2 separate regions of the Homo sapiens genome follow, and region 2 is linked to region 1. Evidence: chromatin loops called from intact Hi-C (ENCODE). Cell type or tissue: gastrocnemius medialis. All regions are shown on one strand. Links, peaks and the distances in the headings refer to the core of each region. The heading gives the core; the rest is flanking DNA.

Region 1 (5,391 bases), core at 312-5,311:
TATTGGTCTATTCAGGGTTTCAATTTCTTCCTGATTCAATCTTGGGGACTATGTGTTTCCAGGAATTCAGCCATATCCTCTAGAGTTTAGTTTATATGTATGGAGGTGTTTATAATAGTCTCTGAGGATCTTCTGCATTTCTGTGGGATAGATTGTAATGTCACCTTTGTCATTTCTGATTGTGCTTATTTAGATCTTCTCTCTTTTTTCTTTATTAATCTAGCTAGCAGTTTGCTGATCTTGTTTATCCTTTCAAAAAGCCAACTTTTGGTTTCATTGATTCTTTGAATGGAATTCAGAGTCTCCATTTTGTTCAGTTCTCATCTAATTTTAGTTATTTATTTTCTTCTAGTAACTTAGGGTTTTGTTCTTGTTTTTCTAGTTTCCCTGGGGGTGATGTTAGATCATGAATTTGAGATCTTTCTAACTTTTTGAGGTGGACATTTAGCACTATAAACTTTCCTTTTAACATTGCTTTTGCTGCATCCCAGAGATTTTGGTATGTTGTGTCTCTGTTTTCATTTATTTCAAATAATTTCTTGATTTCTGCCTTAATTTTGTTGTTTATCCAAAAGTAATTCAGAAGCAAGTTTTTAAATTTCCATGTAATTTTGTAGTTTTGAGAGATCTTCTTGGAATCGATTTTCATTTTTATTCTACCACATTTTGACTATGGCTGGTATGATTTCAATTTTTTTTAATTTATTGAGACTGAACATGAGATTGAACATGTGATCAATCCTGAAGTATGTTCCATGTGCAGATGAGAATATATATTCTGTGGTAGATGGGTGGAATGTTCTGTAGATGTCTCTTAGGTCCAATTAGTCAAGTGTCGAATTTAAGTCCAGAAATGTCTTTGTTAGTTTTCTGCCTTGATGATCTAAGGCTATCAGTGGGGTAATGAAGTCCCCCACTATTATTGTGTGACTGTCTGTGTCTTTTTGTAGGCCTAGAAGTACTTGTTTTATGAATCTGGGTGCTCCAATGCTGTGTGGGTATATATTCAGGATAGTTAAGATTTCTCATTGAATTGAACTTTTTATCCCTAATGATTCTATAAAACAGTTGCTACTACTATTCCCATTTTTCCCCATAGATAAGAAAAATTGTGGCTTAGAGAAGGCAAGTCACTTGTCCAACGTAGTAAAGTGCATATTAGGATTCTCAGATTAATCTGACTCTTAACCATTCCCTTATTCTACCCCCATTCAGGACTCTCTTATCTCCAGGACAACTCCCTCAACTAGCTCAAACAAGGAGAGTTGTTTACTAAAAAAATACCATCGACAATCCCTTAGACATCCAGTGCAGAAAAGTAAATACTGTAGGACCACCTGGGAAATACAGCTAAGAAGCCAGGAATCAAGACTATTCCCACCAGCTCTCATCACCTGATTCTTTGTAGTGTCTACTGCAAATTTATACAATATTTTTTCAAAATCTGGGGGCTTCGGTTTCTATAAGACCAATGTCTGTCTATTTCCAATGTCTGAATCACCCTCTGATAGGTGTCTTATTAGAGAATTTATCATATATTTGTTGATATGGAATAAAGATAACTCTTTAATTTGATTTCCTCAACTACTACTAAAAATAAAAACTAAATTCTGACTTGAATTAGTCTGGGATTTTAACACACAGTGAAATGTTCTGTTTTCATCTGGTATTCTCGTATGTTGTTGAGGCAGGGTCTCACTCATCACTCAGGTTGCAGTGTAATGGCTCAGTCAGTCATGGCTCACTCTAGCTTTGATCTCCTAGATTCAAGTGATCCTCCTATCTCAGCCTCCCAAATAGCTGGGACTACAGGCACATGCCACCATGCTTGGCTAATTGTTTTAATTTCTTTTTTTGTAGAGACAGTGTCTCACTATGCTGCCCAGGCTGAGCTCAAACTCCTGAGCTCAAGTGATCTTCCTACCTCAGCCTCCCAAAGTGCTGGGATTACAGGCATGAGCCACCATGCCCCGCCTGGTATGCTTTTAAACGTAGAAGCTAATGCAAATCACAGAGCCCTATAGGAAGATGGTAAATGCACTTATCTTCTCAGGTGAATAGACTTCAATAACTACCCTCTCCTCATGAAAATTTTTTTAAGGTTTTGCAATTGGTTTATACAACATTTCTATGTAAAAAGTCTCCCCTACCCCATTTCTGTAGTTTGTCTATATAAAGACAGAAAGAAGAGATACTGCTATAATTATGCAATCTAGGGCCCTTTCCTTAAGGCCAGTAGTTCTATTACTTCAGTGCTGTATTCCATTAATAGAATCACATTCCAGTACAAAGCACAGAGCTTGGAATAGAGCCCAGTTCTCCTGACTTCCAGCCTAGAGCCTGTTCTAAAAGTTGTTCAGATGCATGGGGGATGCAGGGGGTGGACAATTGGGAATGAGTGGTTTGTGTGTGACCCAAAACAAAAGAACACGAAGCATCAAATGGTCAGCCCTTTTCCTTTCTCTCCATTTAACACCATGATGTTACCTGGCACTGTATCTGGTTGTGATATAAGAACATGATGGTTTCTGAGTAAGGTTCTGTGTGTGCATGTATGTTCTGTAAATATCTGTTTATTGATATGTTTCTTCTACTGGACTGCAAACTCACTTATAGCAATCATGGTGCTTATTTATTTTTATATCTCCATCACCCAGAATATGGCCTGACATGTAAAAGGCATGCAAAAAAAATGTTTTTGGGAGGAAGGAAGCCAGGAAGGAAGGAAGGGTGGGAAGGAGGGAAAGAGGGAGGGCTACACAATTTGCCTCAAATGAAGGTTCTATTTAAAAGATTCAACCAAAAAGTGAAAGTAAAATAAATCTGTGGCTACTTGAGAAAAGTAGAAAAACTTTCTTATTTGCCTGAGGAGTAGAAGTCCTCTGCATTCCCTTCTCTTTTGTTCCCCCTTTCCTTCCTTGTTTCAACTTACTAGTTTCAAATGATTTTTAAAAATGAATAATGCTACATAGAGAAAAGACTGGAGAAAAGATAACGAAATGCTGTAATAATAGAAGTTGTCAAAAAAGAAAAAGAAAATATATTTAAAAAGACGAAAAGTCAGAATAAGCAATAAAAAGTATACAAGTGATAGAAAATATGTAATATAAAGACACTAACCATGATTCAATATTAACTACTTCAAAATGATCTGTCAGTTGCAATGCATGAATTGCATTGTCAAAACATTTCACACGAAGAAAAAGAACATGCCAATCATGGCAGGAGGAAAGAGAAAGGCCAGGACTAATATTGATGGTGTGATCATTAGTTCCCAAAACAAGGAAAGGAAGTAGCTGTATGAATGTTTCTCTGAGAAAATATGAGAGATTCCATAACCCTAAATTGTTGCCTGTGGATTATAAACAGTGATTCTTGGACTTGCTCCGGGTCTAAACCATCTGAGAGTCATGGGACCTTTCTAATCTGGTAGAGGCACTTGCACTCCACTAGGAGTCATTTGGTAAGTAGCATGAACCAAAGATTTTCCTTTTTGTTATGAGGAGGAAATTATTGTCATATTTCTTTTTCGCTTACTTCTTTTCTTCCTGCAAAGTGAAAAAAAAAGAGTAATTATTCAACATTAGAACATCTCAGGTCAGTCAGAGTTCCACAGGAGTATGGTTGAAACTCAGTGGTTAGAAACAACCACTCAGTGATTCATTCACTCAACAAATATTTATTGAGCATCTAACATGAACTAGACTCTGTGAACACAGGAACGAACATGACCAACAAGGTTCTTGTCTTTGAGAAGATTCCATTCTTGTGGGAGAGGACAGATAATAAACCAAGGGACAGAAAACATCTTCTCTGAGATTCCATCCTTCTCCCGCCAACCTTCTCCTCCTCCCTTATACTCCAGGCACATTGGAGAACACTGGCCTTCTTTCCATTCTTAAAATATGCCAAGCCCAGTCCTGGCTCAGGGTCTGTACCTTCGCTCTTCCCTCTGGCTGGCAAGCTCTGCAACCAGATCTTCACATTGCTTCCTCCTCTTCACTGAAGGCTCAGCCAAGATGTCACCTCTCAAAGAAGCCTCCCTGATCATCCCCTAAAATAGGCCTCCCTCAAGCTCTATCCATTTCTATTTTATTTTCTTTACATCTCTTACTCATTGAAACTGTGTTATTTATGTACTGACTTGTTAAATTCTCAGTCTCTCCCACTAGAATGTCAGAGCCACAACAGCATGGGTTTTACCTGTTTTGTTCACTTCTATATCTCATGCATTTACAACAGTACTGTTAGAAATGTCCATTTACCCACATGCCTAATGACAAAGTATCTATAGTCAGAGGGCCTAATCTATTATCTGCACTGTGATATCTGGTCTCTCTAGATGGCCCCTAGTGAGTTGGTATTCACATCTTGTGTAGTTCTCTCACCTTGAATCTGGACTAGCCCTATGGCTTACCTTTGACCAAGAGAATGCAGCATAGGAAAAGCTGCATGACCTCCAACTGTCTCATAGGAAGCCTTGGAGATTCTACCTTGGTGTTATAGGACACATGGTCTGGAGGATGCCAGAGAACAAGTTAAAAAAAATCCAACTGTACTGAGATGGCCATGCTGTAAGGCAGCCAAAGCTAGCCACGTGGAGCACTGCACAGACACTGAAATGCTCAGCTAGCCTTCAGCTCTTCCAGCCATCCCAGCTGAAGCACCAGACCTGGGAATGAAAATTCCATCTTGCACATCCAGCTTAGCTGAGTCTTCAAATGACTTCAAACCCGGCCTTTATCTGAGTGCAAATGCATGAGTGATCACAAGTGACAACCATTCAGCTGAGCCCAGTCAATCCACAGAACCATGAGAGGTAATAATAAATTATTGTTTTAAGCCACCAGGTTTTGAGGTGGTTAGTTGTACACCAACAGATAACTGCAAAATGCAGCCACCAAAGATAACTCTAGATTCAAACATTTCTTTCCCCACAAACATTGTATTCACACCTGAAGGTCCTTGGGCTTTCTCTCCAACACACTCTCCTACAAGATATGTGTCTTTGCCACTAACAAAATTTGTTTGGCACATTCACTCTCCTACAACCCTAAAAGTACCCCCCTGCAAGTCTGGAAAACTGGATCTTTGTTCTCATGAGACGACTGTAATTTTGGCCAAGTCACTGAACTCCGTGAAAGCTTGGGCTCTTCTCTGAAAAATGATGGTGGAATTTTATTTTTAAATTGTGTTCAGTGTGTGGCAGGCCAAATAGAAATTAAGAAAGAACACAAATATATTAAACAGATACAAGTAGAAGAGTTTTAATTGAAGCAGGAGAGACTGCATTGAAATAGCAGCAGGAAATAGGCCCAGGAGTCAGAACACCTGAGTTCAAGTGCTGGGTCCTCCCCTCACTAGACCAAAGAGCCCTGGCCTCCTACAGAA
Region 2 (5,391 bases), core at 98-5,097, 51 kb before region 1:
AAAAAATTGCAGGATGAATGCTAAATTGAAGAAATATGTATAATCAACAGCAACATAGATACAAACTATTATATAATAGTATATGAGCCTTTCACTTTACCTGTCTTTAATTTCATGCTTTCTAAATAACTTAAGATTTTGTTGACAATCATCATTATTAGTGTTCTTTGTTATTGCCATTATTACAAACAGGTGAAGTAAACAACTACCTAGAAAATTATGATTTCAGGATTATCAGGAAGAATTAAGGAAAAGTACCAAAAGTCCTGGCCTTGGACTTATGTAGACATACATAAAAAAGAATAAAAACACAAGATCTTCAAAAGGAACAGAGATACTCAAAGTCATTAATTCTGAATACATTTCTATGTATATTGTTTAAAATAGTTACCAAGAAATAAACACTAACATTTATGGTTAATTAATTTTCAACAAAATGGGCAAGATAATCCAATGGGAAAAGAATAGCCTTTTCAACAATAGTGCCAGGACAATATTCTAAAGAATGAAATTGGACCCCTACCTTACAACATACACAAATATTAACTCAAAGTAGATCACAGACCTTATATAAGAGCTAAAACTATAAAAATCTTAATAAACATACGAGTAAATAATCATTGGGTTGGGCAATTATTTCTTAGGCCCAACACCAAAATCGCAAGTGATAAAAGAGAAAATTGATAACCTGGACTCTACCAAAATGGAAAACTTTCTTTGGTGCTTCAAAGGACACCATGAAGAAAGTGCAGAGACATCCTATGAAATGATAGAAAATATTTACAAATCATATATTTTAAGGAACTTGTAGCCACAATATATAAAGCATACGAGTCAATAATAAAAAGACAAATAACCCAATTTTAAAACGGGGCAAAGGATTTGAATGGATTTTTCTCCAAAGAGAATACACAAATGGCCAATAAGGACATGCAAAGATGCTCAGCATCATTAGTCATTAGGAAAATGCAAATCAAGACCACAATGCAACGCCACTTCATACCCACTCGAATGGCTATATCAAAAACAAAAAAAAAAGAAGTGTTGGCAAGCATGTGGAGAAACTGGAACTCTCATCCACTGCTGGTCAGAAATGTAAAATGTTACGACCATTTTGGAAAAAAAGTTTGTCAGTTCCTCAAAAAGTTAAATATAGCAATTTCATTCCTAGGTATATAATCAAGGGAATTGAAAACATGTGTTTGCATAAAAACTTGTACACAAATATCCATAATAGCATTATTTTTAATAGCCAAAAAGTAGAAACAATCCAAGTCTCCATCAACTAAATAATGGATAAATACAATGTGGTATATCCATACAATAGAATATTTTTGGTCACAAAATGAGATGAACTTTGAAAACATTGTAGGTGAAAGAAGACAGTCACAAAAGATCACAGATAGTATGATCCCATCTATATATGAAATGTCCAGAATAGGTACTTTTTCTATATATACAGATGAGATATGAATGTCTCATCTCTAAAGAGAGAAAGTAAATTAGTAGGTTAGTGGTTGCTTAGGGCAGAATGGAAGAGGAAAATAGGGAGGATGGGCAGGGACTGCTCTTGGGTACAAGGTTTCTTTTGAGTCATGAAAATGTTCTAAAATTAGATGGTGGTGATGGTTGCACAATTCTGTAAATGTACTAAAGCCACTGAATTGTACACTTCGAACAAGTGAACTTTGTATTATGTAAATTATATCTTAATAAGGCTTTAAAAAAACTCTAAAGTGATAGTTACTTTAAATAAGACCTTATGATTTTATTATAAGTATTGATCAAAATAAATATAAAATTTGCTAAATCCTTATTATGTTCAAGGCAATATTTAAAGTCTTTACAAATACTAGCTATTGTACTTTCTTAACAAACCTATTTGGTAGGTACTATTATTCCCATTTTACAGATTAGGAAACTAAAATATAGAGATTTTCAAATTCCCCAGCTATTAAGTAGCACAGTAAGAATACAAACAGAAAGAGTCTGCATTTTTTAAACAAAGTATGTACTGAGTCTGGATCTAATTGCAAACTATGGGGAGGAAATTCCTGAAATTCAGAAAATTGTGGAAATTTTGAAATATTATAATTAATGATGGAACCTAACACAGCTAATGCCTCAGAGTAAATATCTATCTAATTACTTCACACAATAGCAGTGGAAAATGAAAGTGTAGGTTGTAGGATCGCTTCCCGCTCTTGTCCCGTACAAAGACAACATTTAACACAGATGGTCTGTTGCTGGTACGTTTTCATTCTCTCAAGAGTCACAACAGGGAGGAATTCTACAAAGCAGCATGATGTGAAGAGGATCTAGATTACCAGGTCAGGAGTGGAACATGAATCAGGAGGCAGCCCTAGCTCTGCCACCAACTATTCAAGTGACCTATCCCCACTAGTGATAGATCTATAACAGGAAGTATTTTAAGTACATGCATTCTAAGGTTCCTATTGGCTCTAAAACCTCTCCCTCTATATCCTCTATCATCTAGTTTCTAGACTAATCTCAAAAACATCTTGGCCAGTGGTATGTTCATTCCCAAACAAATCTTTCTGAGATGTTTCATAGAATTCTCCAAACATGTCTTTGATTCTGTTTCCACTACTCTGGCCCCTGGTGCTCCAGGTGTGGGAGGGAACAGAGAAGATGTGTCGGTTTCTCACTTTGAAGGGTAAGGCCTCTTGAAAATAATGACTGTATTTAGTGAATATTGGATATACTTTCAGAATTACCAAATGATTTTGATAATCCTTTAGAGTAAAACATAATTTTGATGATGATAAAATGTTCATTGTGATTATCTCTGGTGGCTGAGGATTACAGATGATATTTTTCTTCTTTATATTTTATTTTCAAAATGTTTGTAATGAGTATACATTTTGTTTTGTAAACTAAAAAAGCAGTATATTTTAAAAACCTTAGTGGCACAAAGTTGTGAATGTAGTTCATGCCACTGAACTATATACTTTAAACTGACTAAAATAGTAAATTTATGTTATGTATCCCTTAGGCCAGTAAAATTAATACAAAAAATAACCTTATGGGGGACGCTAATAATCATACTATCTTCAGAAGTATTTCTCTGAAAATAATTATCAATTTGCATAAAATCAAACAAAGGCAGAATATGCAATAACCACTATGCAATTTGACAGATAATAATGCTATTGAAATCAAGAATGCTGCTTTTTAAAATCTGGTAACTCTGAGGTCAAATGTGTATGTTTTATCAAACACCCAAATGTGAATGTTTAAATGTTTACAGCGGTGTAAGGGAGTCAGCTCATGCTTGCTCAACTGTCAGTTCATTACAGGCTCAATTCCCAAAGTCACGTTCAGTGTATCATGTCAGCAGCTTGAAATCAGCTGTGGTAGGAGTATTTACGCTGTGGAAATTGGCCAGTGCTACAAATCAGAGCTTTTTTTTTTTTTTCCTGGAAAACCGGTTTACCAATGCATCACTGTTTAAATAATAAACATATCAATCAACAGAAAGTTCTGCAAACAAAATTTTTAAAATCAACTATCTCAAATCATTTTATAAATTTAAGCAAATATAGTTAAAAGCACTAAAAAGACTTACCCAAGCTGGTGGATAAACTAGAATAGGAACTTGGGTTTTCAAATTTCTTACCTTTATATCTTAAAGCCCCAAATGCACACAAAAAAAGAAAGATTATCTAAAGTCCAATCTTGCCATGTCTACTTACATGTTTACTGAAGCTGCAAGATCAACTTTCTAATCTTCTGGGGGCAAACTCCCTCTAAAGTCATGAGCTGTGGCAGATAGTAATAGTTCTCTGACAAGGGGATAACATATATCCTTTCTCTGCATCCTCTCAAAGGGTTCACAACTTTGGGAGAGAAATCAACCCCCTCCCCTCTTTATCATAAAAACCGTAGAATAAAGAAGTTTGAAGGAGAGAGGAAGGGACTTAAGATATGCTTTAGCCCATGAATTAGACTGGAATATTCCAAGCTGCTTGGCAAGGTCATTATCACCAGTGTCAACACTCCATGGGCCTAGACTGTCAATGCTTGCCCTCCCTCTAGGATTAGGTCTTCCACAAACCACGTGCAAACACACAGCTGTTGTCCCATTGAGTAAAGCAAATCATATCTTTCACTTATATCATATGACTCCACTCAACATGAGTGAAAGTATGACCAACTCAAAGATCCTAATCTTCATTGTCATTACCATCAGTAGTATTTTCTGAATGCTTACTATGTACAGGCTTCATACTTGAAGTTTACACATATTATATCAAGTCCTCCAAACAATTTTTTGAGATAGATATTATTGTTATTCCCATTTTTACAAAAGCTCAGAGTAGTTAAATCCCTTTCTAAAGTAACAAAGCAATGAAATAATCAAGCCACCCTTTTCCAGGCAACCTGACCCCTAAACTAACACTCTAAACCATGAAATCAAACAGCCAACCACAGGAATGTGGATATATTTAATTTACACCCACACACCGGTTTTCCATACATGGTTATTCCATGTATGGAAATATGGTGACAACTGAAATTCAAGGTGATTTTACCAGACCAAGGCTTTTTTTTTTTTTTTTTTTTCTTTTTGAGATGGAGTCTCGCTCTGTTACCCAAGCTGGAGTGCAGTGGCGCGATCTCGGCTCACAAAAACCTCCGCCTTCCGGATCCAAGCGATTCTTGTGCCTCAGCCTCCAGAGTAGCTGGGATTACAGGCCACGCACCACCACACCTGGCTAATTTTTGTATTTTTAGTAGAGACGGTGGTTTCACCATGTTGGCCAGGCTGGTCTCGAACTCTTTATCTCAGGTGATCCACCCACTTCGGCCTCACAAAGTGCTGGGATTACAGGCGTGAGGCACCACACCCGGCCCAGACCAAGGCTTTTTTTATCCAAATCACAGTACTATGTGCTTAGAGTATACAAGCTAATTGTATTAATAATAGCCTAAACACAGCATAATTTATCAAATAAATCTTAAGGCACAAATATTTCTAACTTCGCTTATTTGTAGAGAAAATCTCGTTTATTTCTAAGTGTAAATTTATATTCCATGGCTCTGGAAAACTCCATTTTGAAGCTCTGTTAATCTGGTGGTTCTGGTTTGATCTTATGTCTCAATATCCAAATCCTACACCTGTAAAAACTGGAGGAGGAGGAGGAGGAGGAGGAGGAGGAGGAGGAGGAAGTAGAGGAAAAGGAGGGAGAGGAGGAAAAGGGGAATATACAGGCATGAATTCCGCACCTCCCATCCATCGAGCCTAGCATCAGTAGGCATATTAGTTTCTTATTTATGGAATCCAGAATGCTCGGATATAATAACCAAAGATTATTATCATCATTGCACAAGACTACATTCTTTGAATTATGGACCTTGTTTCATTGA

What was found. Hi-C counts contacts between places; a loop is a spot of excess contacts. Peaks named below come from ENCODE experiments on the same cell type or tissue, not always from the same donor. Only the 100,000 strongest peaks of a DNase experiment are listed, where the experiment ranks them.
Region 2: a loop joins it to region 1, with 2.0 times the contacts of the local background. A loop is called at or near these places in 48 of 110 quality-filtered maps.

The regions. Positions count from the first base shown.
Region 1 is chr5:126,412,794-126,418,184 of GRCh38, forward strand. It overlaps a transcript of GRAMD2B not described here. Among named protein-coding and RNA genes, the nearest start is that of GRAMD2B, 7.9 kb to the right of the region's middle. In gastrocnemius medialis, for the core only: no CTCF peak of the experiment used is centred there; no DNase peak of the experiment used is centred there; H3K27ac peaks cover 2,891 bases.
Region 2 is chr5:126,362,280-126,367,670 of GRCh38, forward strand. All of the region lies in intron 1 of LOC124901056 (a long non-coding RNA gene), which reads right to left. It also overlaps a transcript of GRAMD2B not described here. Among named protein-coding and RNA genes, the nearest start is that of GRAMD2B, 58 kb to the right of the region's middle. RefSeq lists an enhancer at 5,130-5,391. In gastrocnemius medialis, for the core only: no CTCF peak of the experiment used is centred there; no DNase peak of the experiment used is centred there.